Linked DNA regions of Homo sapiens: region 1 is linked to region 2. A link is a contact called in ENCODE Hi-C or POLR2A ChIA-PET data. All regions are on one chromosome and are shown on one strand. The core of a region is the stretch at or near the end of the contact, and the rest is flanking DNA. Distances in the headings are between cores, read along the strand shown.

Region 1 (5,156 bases), core at 1,599-4,098, 170 kb after region 2:
TATAATCTCATCTGTTCCCTGTGACCCAAACCTCCTGCCAAGTCTAATCTTATTCCCATTTAACACGTGAGGACACTGGGGATCAGAGGGTTAAAGTGACTCGCCCAGTATTACATCAGATGTTTATTTTGCCCAACCCCCAACTGCATCTGAGTGCCCTGTTACCCAACAGCTGCCACCCCAGGTGGCGTTTTGGCTGATGGATAAGGTCACTCATACAGACTCTTTCTTGCCAAATATTGTATGTGCACTGCAATGACTTACTGAAAAAAAAAGTTTCCAATAATACTGTTCCACTAAATATCTAGTAGGAATGGTGGAAGGGCTTCTTCCCTGTTGTTGGGGAAACTCCTCCCTTTTGATCCACATTTTTCCTTAAATTGCCTGGGGTATTCAGTGGGGTGGCGCCTGCTCCTGCAGCTGTCTGGTTGCCTGACTGCGATCATGGTACTTGGACACTGATCTGGAGTAACTCTCTCTGCTTCACCTATAGAAAGAGAGTGAATTGGGTTCTCTCTCTCCTCCCACCTTTGTATGTATAAAATATATTTGTGGTCTCCATTAGTGCTGTTCAACTATTTCCAGCTCTCTGCCTCCGGTACATCCGCCTTCTTGCCCCGTGTGAGTAGGTGGGGTCATAAGACTGGTTCTGGCCAATGAAGTTTGATGATAGGTGATATGTGTCACTTGTAGGCTGAGCTTTTCATAATTGCTGGAAGAAAAACTGCAGACTGCACTTCTCCTCTGCATGTAAACAACAAAATCTGAGGGGTGGCTGCTCCATCGCCTGGATCCCGGAATGACTTCGATGGGCAGACAACCACTGGCACCCCACAAATCTGCAGTGGACATCAGCATCAACAAGAGCTTCTCAGTTGTTTTAAGCCCTTGAGAATGTGGGGCTGTGTGTCAATGCTGTATAAGCAGCCTTGCCTGGCAGATACACATTTACAGACCCAAACGCTTTTTGTGCAAATCCCATTTCTTTCTCCAAATAAACCTAGGAGGTAGGTACTATTGCCATGCCCATTTTACAGATGAAAAAGCCCCAGCTGAGAGAAGTTAATTAAGTTGTCTAGGATCACTGCAGATGGCTGAGACAGTTTTCCATTCCATATCTCTGTAGCTCCAACTCCTGCTCTTAATCAACACACTCCCTCTGTTCTCTCTGCCTAGGTGCTTTCTAAGCCAGGAAGCAAATAACATTTGTTACACATTTTCCCAAAACATGTTTTTGCTTCATCATGTCACTTACCCTCACTCAACTTTCTTACTGTATTCAAAAGCCACATTAAAGAAAGAAAATTTGGTTTTTAACAAACTATTATAGCATCAAAAATTATAGTTCGATGGTTGACATTCTATCACTTTCTAGAAAATGTGATTTGGCAAATATAAATCCTCCTCACAGCAAGTAGCCCTCAGCTAAGAAAATTACTTTTATTAACCAAAAAATTATTCTTAGAATTGATGGCTGTGTAGATGACCTTTGGCTTACTGTAATATAGCAATGTGTCTACCACAGTAAAAATGCCAGAGCAAGACAGGTCCCACAAAAGGCAATAAAGGAACAACATTCCAAAGACAAATACACTTGAGACACATATGACAGCCATGGGAAGGGGAGAGTAATCAGTTATAAGAAATGACAGTGTTTTGGCAGCCTCAGTTACTTTAATTGACAGGACAAATAAAATTAATGTAAAAATTTTTTTTTATAAAAGAGCAAGTCATAAGAGTTACAGATATAAATCAAAGTAAGTTTTGGCCTTTGATTTAAATCTGTTGGGCATCCCTCTTTTTTCAGGGCACTGAGGGTGGTGTTTCCCTGTTACAGACATTAAAATGTTTCTAGTTCTTCTACTAATTTTTCCTTGGTTATCTGATTTAATCTGGATTTTATTCTGCTGTTAATCCTCTCAGACTTACTTTGCCCTTCAGATACTCTCTTTAAGGCATGTCCTCATCTGAGCATGTTTATGGCTAAATGCAAATCCTCTGTGAATTTAGGCGAGAATATAAAGGACGATCCATTAAAATAGTCATTGTTTTTTCAAATGCAACTGGCTCTAAAGAGATTGTGAGATATTGTATTGTGACTTTTGGACTTTCTCAATTTGGACCCCAAAATATTAACATGACTTACTTTAAAATTCCTTAGATACTCTCAGAGAGGCAGAAATGAAAGTCTTTCTTAAGTAATGTTCACATTTATTCTGTGAATAAAAATAAGAACTCCAAATAAAAAGTCTTGAAAACTGTAGGGAAATATTTCCTTTGATTTGTTTCTTGGGAAGCTTATCTATTAAAATGCATCAAGCGCTATAAATACCCTCCTCTTGATTATTATTCTTCACCTAGCATATCACTACTAGAATTGGGACAAACAAGCCCCACTTTATTTGTTGGTCAAAGACAAGGGTATTGGGATTCTTGCTAAAGAACAGGACATAAATCCAGGGCTTTTGAAGTCTTTAGTGGCTTAATGTTAAAACTTTGCTTCCTCAAGATGAAAGTTCAAACACAATTTAGGTCAAAGGTTAAAGAAGTCTGCCACTTCAGTGGGCAGATAAGGGTTTTGAAGGTTTCAGCTGAGGCCTAGTGACTGGGCCAGGCAGGGAAGAGGGAGGATAAAGGAGACCCGGCTCCACCCTCAGTTATCTGCCTCCTGTTTCCTTAAGAACTAATGTTCATTAAACTCCTCTGTTTTGATAAAGAAACAAAAATTCACAACCAAAAAAGTAAATCCTACCTTTGTTCTGGCAAACTAGGTCAGCATTCTCTGTTCCTGCTGTCAGTTTTCTGCAGCTTGGGTTTCACAATGAGTCACAGGTATGTATGAAACTGCTTGATTTAACTTTTCGTTTTTCCCTATCTGAGGACTCCAGGTTCTCTTAGTCAGACAATGATTGAGTTGGCGGGTGTTTCTCTTGGAAGACGCCTAAGTGCAGACAGCAGATCTGAGGTCTACCTTTGCACAAGCTTGACTTGGAACTGAAGCATCCCACACATACAAGCTGCGTGCAGAGATGCCACGGCCACATAAAAGCAGCTTAGCAGCATGGAAACTTTATTTTTTTACAACCCGTTTCAATGGGATTGGATCCAGTGGTACAAATTTCACTAAGCCTGCCTTTTAAAAAAAGAGATTCATTCACATTTTCCCTAGATTTCTGGTTCTTTTCTCAAACTCATCAATATTGCCATTTAGCACTTCTGTGTTAATTGTAAAGCCAAGATAAGGATTTTCTTACATAAGCTGTAAGACAATGGCAGCCTTTGGATATAGTTCTGAGGCATCAAAGACTATAGACACAGACTGTAGATGTCAGTGCAAATACAGAAAGTAAATCTTTCCCCTACACAGCAGATGAGGTGGCATTCATGATTTCCTCCATGTGCATAGCCTCAGGGATGGAGACAAGGGGTCCCAGGGCAAGATTTTTGTAAGGGGGGACTCAATAATCTGTAAAAAAGATGATTTCACGTGTGTGGTCCCATAGCTAGAGCCAGGGAATAAGAGCTAGGAATTCTTGGGTCTTATGATTACATCTATTGCCAACTCACTGTGCACTCGAGTCTTGGTTATTCTCCTCTGTTTCATGACTATAAATGAGTATGACTCAGTCATCAGGCCAGTGTAAGAAATCTATGGGTGGCGCTATATTTCCCCTCCATATTAGCCACCCTCTTAGAAATGCCTTTATGTACTCCTTCCCCTGTTAGCACTGGTAGAAAACAGTGCAGGGTATGGCGGGACCTGGAGCTGGCATCCCGGAGTGAGCAAATATACTTCAGGTCACACAGCTGTGACCCCAGTTCCCCACTTCTCTTCTTATGTGTCCCCAAAGCTTTCTTTAAGCTGTGTTAGAAAGATGCATTGCCATTGGTTAGAAGTGCTTCTGTCTTAAAACAAAAATTTTTACCTCAAACCACAGATAAGTCTATTTGAGAGGAAATTTAAGAATGGGGGCCTGAAGGCTAGTGTTGGGTTTAATTACATGCACTTACACAGTACTCTTCACACCTGCACTAGAGCAGCGCTTCACAAGCACATGAAACACCTGGACATGTTGGTAAATGCAGATTCTGATTCAGGAGGCCTAGGCGGCTCTGAGATTCAGCATTTTTAGCAAAGTCCCTGATAATGTGATGTTGCAGGTCTCTGGCCCACACTTGAGTAGCAAAGAAATAGAATATACCATCTAATTGCCCCCTTCCTTTTCCCAAAACAGAGACGTGGTATAATTTGTGCTTAAGAGTGAGGATCCTAGAGCTGGACTTCCTATGTTCAAATCTTGGTACCAGCAAGTGTCATCATAAGCAATAATTACTTAATGTCATTAAGCTTCAGTTTTTTTCTTCTGGAAAATGGGCTGATACAAGTATTAACCAAGATGATACCTTGGAAATCCAGATGAAAATTGATGAGGGCCTAAAATAAGGCTCTGGTAACAGGGGTTGAGAGAAGAGTATATGCTCCAGAGACACAAAGGAGTTCTGATTGACAGGACTGACCGAGTGTGGGAAGCGAGTACGGGAAGGAGTCAAGGGTGATTCCCAGATTTCTGGAGTGGATGCCTAGGCATTCATTCTAGCCACTGAATACACAAAAAGGTGCATGTGGTGAGTGGGGAGAGGGTGGCATTGGGGAGAAATGATGAATACAGTGTTGGACACAGTGATTTCGGGATCTGGGCTGGAGACACAGGTTTGAGAGAGCTCACCATGGAAAACCAAATGGGATGACAAGAAAGAAGAAGCTGGGACAGAACTCCAGCTAACACTGATGTTCAGGGAGTGAGCTGCAGAAGAAGATTGACAAAAGAGACTGAGAAAGAAGTATTGGAAAAGTAGGCAGAAAACCTGGAAAATGTGGTACCATTTCAGCGGGGAGGTTGGAAAATGGTAACACTGGCAGAGAAAGGGTGAGCAGAAAAGGAAGCACGTTTAGAAGAGAGCAAATTCCATATTTGATACAGCTTTTTTGTTGCTGTTTTTGGGGGGGGGTTTTTTGAGACAGGGTCTCGCTCTGTCACCCAGGCTGGAGTGCAGTGGCATGATCTCAGCTCACAGCAACCTCTGCCTCCTGGGTTCAAGCGATTCTTGTGCCTCAGCCTCCAGAGTAGCTGGGACTACAGACGTGCACCACGATG
Region 2 (5,056 bases), core at 697-3,196:
ATTGGCAAAACTGGCATTTTCCTGCTTAGGAGAGACCTAAGACAGAAAAAAGTCCAGAGCCGTGGAAGTGAAAAAGCATCCCGCTCATACGCCATCCTAGAGATGGCAGTCTTCTCAACTGGACGAGGTGGCTCAGAATAGCAAGCTGGGGATGCGCTCCAACCTGGCTTGCAGATAAAGAAATCTGTTTTCAGAGCTTGCAACTCGTCCAAGCCTATTTTTCAAGCCAACACCTCCTCTCCAAATTCTCCCCTCCCCCATCCCTCTCCTTCCAGAAACAAAAAGCAGAAGGATCTTTAGGTTGCCATTTGTAGAACTAGGTTGATGGCTTTAATCTTTTTAAAGGATGATTGCAACTGAGCTGATATGTTTCAGACTTTGCTTTTAAAAAGGAAGATTAAAAATAGTTAGATATTACATTCTCAGTATAGTTTTTTAGATTACAGAGTTAACAATTTATTACAATTATGCCTGTAGCATCACATTCTCAGGAAGGAGATATACTCCATCAACTGTAGAAAAAACTACACTAGGTAGAAAACTTTTCACTGGCTCCATATGAGTGGTTTAACATTTTAAAAATATATACTTAAAGTCATTAATAAAAGATAATGTAGTTTGTATTTGACATTTGCATTTATTTGATAATAGATACTATAAATATTTCAATGTGTAATATCTTATTTCAGACAATTTCTCTTTGCTTCTATACATTTGACCATTTTTATTTTTCATTCTATTAGTTTACTAATTTAGTCATTCCTAGTCTTTCCAAGAAACATTTTAGTGATTGTAAATAGTTAACATATATTATAATTATACTTATTTGATATTACAAGAAGGGAGGCTTCCAACATCTGGTCATACACCACATCCTTTATTTCCAAATAGAGCTAGAGAACAATCTCTCTTTAGCTGTAAGTTAGGATACTCAGCCAGGCAGGCAATGTGAACTTCTATGATACTGTTATTAGAAGCATTTAAGAGCCTATTCTACATATATGAATACTAAATAACAGCAGCTATTTTAAAAGTGAATGCACATCTCCTGAGTGGGGAAAGGGGCATTGCTATGTGTTTATGTTTCTACTAAAGGAAAACTTCCCTCACCCATAAGAATTAAAGATGACTAGTACCACCCACATAAGGGGAAGTCCATCTATTCTTGTTCTATATACAATACAAAGTGTGACAGCATTGGAGCTTCAGCCTAGCTCAACTTGCTCAGATGGCTCAGGTGGTGGGCTTGAAGGAAACTCAGGTTGGGGAGGTTGTCAGGACACAGAAAATTACATGGAGCTCCAGGCATTCCAATGGTCTTGTCTGGGAAGCGGATCCGTTGATTTTCCATGAGGCTGTTTGTCCTTGGTGCCTAGCATTCCTGTAACATCCATTAGGCTAAATTGGCTTCTCTTACATGCACAGAGGGGAGAGCAGATGAAAGGATACAAATGCAACAGACTTTTATTGTCAGCAAACAAAAAAGGGCACATATGTGCCAGTTTATAAATTACTGTTTTCATTAAAAAGGAGTTCAAAAATCAGGTTCCACTTATCATTGTTAAAACCTTAAATTTTTTTTAGCTGTATGATTTCATTATATGAATTACAGAACAGTAATAGAGTAATATTACTCTTAAGCCAGCTCACTTAAATTTAAGACATTCAAGACCCAATAATGCACTAGGTTCTTTAGTTCAAGTTATGCAAATAATATACATTTTTTATTCGGCTTCCCACCAGGTTATACATGTATTATAAACACAACAAAGGCCCCTTTCTTGTACAATATATTACTCAGAAGCTGGTGAAAAATAGAAGCCAAAATATTGTGAATTACATTCTTTTAATGGTTTGGCTTTGTACTACTGGCTGACATATTTTAAATGCTAAAGAGAAGCTGAACTGGAAAGAGAGAAATGTTGACTCACTGTTCTCTACTACTGTTGCCATTCATACTGATGTTCTTCAATGTCTAAATCAGATTATTATCTTTGTTTTCTTTAGAGTGGAACTAGTAGATCCAGCTTTGCTACATTTGGAAAATCAGCAGGGGGAATGGTCATCTCAAAAAGACAAAAATAAAAGAAGGGACTGAAACTTAACATAAATTACCATGGCTGTCCCTGAACTCAGAACTGGAGAGAACCTTTTTATTCTTTTACACACAGCTTATGATGGAAATCAATACGGATTATTTCGCAAGCATTGTTTCGTAAATATTTAGTATAGTTGCCTAACGTAATTCAGACACTTAAAAAATACAGCCGCTGATGTACTAATTCCAGTCAGGCATTACAGTTTTTAAAAAGCCAAAATTAAAAAAATTAGAACTACTGAACATCTTCTGATGAAAACGATAGTCACAGACTTTGCCCCAAAATTTATGCACTAAATAGTGAGATGGCTCTGTGCTCTTCCGCAGATTTCCACGTTTCCGTGTCTGCCCAATATAGTCAACTGGTAACTAGATCAAGTGAATAAAATAAAGCTAAAAACATTATGGATTTTTCTAAAAAGTGAACAGGAACGTGCTTCTGTGTGTCCTGAAATACACAGATTAGTCCCATTATAATCTCATACTTAAGAAAAAAATTCATTTACTAAGGGAACATTACTTGTTTACACTGGGCAAATTGAAAACAAAAATAAGAAAAGTGGAAAATAAGAAATGCAGTCCTTTAGCTTCATGACGTAACATGAGCTTTGTGGGAACAAGAGAGCATTCCTTTATACTTGTATGCAATCTGAGCTCAGTGGCTTTGAAAGCTCTGAAGTCCTCCACAAAACTCTTTCCTCCCTTTTTTCCCTCTTAAAAAAAAAAACACCTCAACTAATGTATATAATCTCATCAGCATTTCTAACAGAAATTCTCACCTCAAATTTCTTCCTGTGTGAGAGTAGAACCAGTCTCTGGAGTACTTGGCAAAACACCCGAGCCTCTTGTTTAATTCAACAAGTGTGAGTTGTGCTTCTCCTGAAAGCATATAGCTCTTTATACACGACAAAAAGAGCCACAGTGGATGGCAAGCAATCGTGTTTTAAGATGATGCATCATCTGTTTGGATGCTGCCAGTCTTCCCCTGGATCTGTAGATGGCTCCTTTCTTAACAAAATGTAGGCACAGAATTGCATTTACTGTCCACAGTGATGATGTGAAAGATTAAAAAATTGCCCTCCATCAGATTGCTATTAAGAAAAAAAAGACTGTGAGGTCAGAATTATTTCTTAATTGCATTTCACACCTGGTTAAGATAGTGTATACAGCTGCAAGGAGATGAAAAGAATGATTGATCCTTGAAGAGAATAGGTAGAGTAGGCATTGGAAAGCTTGAGAGCAAGGCACACTGGGGTGGAGTGAAAAGCAGAAATCACTTTTGGTAGAATTAATTTCTTGCCAGCATTTGAAAAAGAGGAAAGTGGCTCTGGAAGCAGCCTTCATTCTCCAATGCTGACTGCAAATCCCCCACCAAAACAGTCTCACTGTAAACAGCAGATATTTTAGATGCAATTAGACTTCCATGTGCCATGCACAACAGCTGGGAAGAGTTTGCAAAGTTTTCTCTTAATTTGAGCGGAATCCTAAAGAAATAAAATATCCTGACAACTTTTAGTGTTGTCTTGTGACTTTAAAAAAAAATCAGCCTGTGAAGTATCACTGCTCTGTTTTAGTCTAATGCTACTTCTATCTTTTATCCTTTTTAATTAGAAGGCAAATTCTCAGACCGCCAGGCCTAATCCCTACACAGTGGAACAAAGCCCAGCAAAGCCTTTGAACACTGTTCAGCCGGGCAGCACAAACCCTAGTAACTGTTGGCAGTAGGGGCAGGACTCTGACCCTCATCTCAGCCATTCTCCTGCAGCTCCTGATGCTCCCTGCCCTTCAGAACCCTATCTGTTGTTCTTCTGTTTAGACTGAAAAGACAAAAGAGGAGACAATGTGGGAAACCTAGAGGATTGGCTAGGTAGGATGCAGGGAGCTAGTGACGGATAGGGGCAAGTAAATGGAGTTTCACGGGAATGGACACAGTGGGGAGAATTGGATCACCAGATTAGGTCTTTAGGTTCAAGAAATTTCTTCATCCCTCACTAAATCTTTTCATGGACAATGCCACTTTTTAAACAATTGTTGCATTTCCAATTACTCCAGGAGTGTTCAAACAAATGCCCCAAACCCTCCATGAAAAGTTTGCTCATATTTTAAACTCGCCAGATGAAAATGAATAAAACAAATACCCCCCAAATCAGTGGCAGACACTTACATCTCCAAAGTATTTACGCTTGTAATAATATTTGAGTCAAGAGCATAATTTGAGCTCACTCAAGCAAAACATGGAACTAGACAGAAACGTGAATTTTCAAAGCTAATCGGAACAATCATGAATCAAAAAGCCAAATTCCAAGTATGCAAATATGAAAAAGGATTGTTTGCATTTCCTACTTTGGCTAACTGTGAATTATTGAACAATGAAACAACAGATGCTACTACCATGTTGCAAACTCTTCCAAATTGTTCTTAGATTGAGCTACGTATGTGTGGGAATTACTGTCTGATGCCAGGATGTTTAAGAGTTGTAATGGGATTTCTGAAAAAGATAGGCATCTTCTGTTTTTTTTGTTTTTGTTTTTGTTTTTAGATATGTGGAATAGATATGTCAAGAAAAAAAGAGAAGAAAAAAACCCTTTATTGGAAATATTTTTAACAGTCTCTCAATTCTTAAACACAGCAGGTTTTATAAAGCCACTTTCAGTTTTCCTTCTAATGTCTGCAGAAAACCCAACATATGTAGTGAAATACTTAACCCAATCATTAGGGTTGTCTTTGTAACCAAATATAAAATGTGTTACTGATCTGGTTTTGGGTCATTAAGAGGTTAATTTAAATCATAGGAAAGGATTCATTCAGGGGTTTAGATGAGTATTGTCCAATAAATGTGTACATTTTATCAAGTTATCTTAAATTCAAAGTTAGAGCTAACACTTTTAAGGAAGCTTCCATTTTAAAAGCTCTCAGTAAAGACAGATATCCCAAGTTTTATATTTAAATAAAATATGA

What was found. Hi-C counts contacts between places; a loop is a spot of excess contacts on that map. ChIA-PET counts read pairs that join two places held with the same protein, here RNA polymerase II (POLR2A). Pooled maps may share reads with other maps.
Region 1: a map of K562 shows a loop between it and region 2 (2.8-fold over the local background). The contact joins two enhancer-like sites. A Hi-C loop is called at or near these places in 2 of 168 maps with a recorded cell type or tissue (Caco-2 and K562), 2 of 37 single-sample maps with no recorded cell type and 4 of 50 pooled maps. POLR2A ChIA-PET finds 5 or more read pairs at or near these places in 3 of 52 experiments (B cell, H1 and activated T-cell).

What each region holds. Positions count from the first base shown.
Region 1 is chr14:57,057,888-57,063,043 of GRCh38, forward strand. No RefSeq gene overlaps it. Among named protein-coding and RNA genes, the nearest start is that of EXOC5, 210 kb to the right of the region's middle. RefSeq lists an enhancer at 2,111-3,310. Within about 2 kb of position 2,849, at least 2 of the 41 ENCODE cell types and tissues checked have a DNase peak (open chromatin) inside an H3K27ac peak, as active enhancers do.
Region 2 is chr14:56,884,670-56,889,725 of GRCh38, forward strand. All of the region lies in intron 1 of OTX2-AS1 (OTX2 antisense RNA 1), which reads left to right. Among named protein-coding and RNA genes, the nearest start is that of OTX2-AS1, 74 kb to the left of the region's middle. Within about 2 kb of position 1,947, at least 2 of the 41 ENCODE cell types and tissues checked have a DNase peak (open chromatin) inside an H3K27ac peak, as active enhancers do.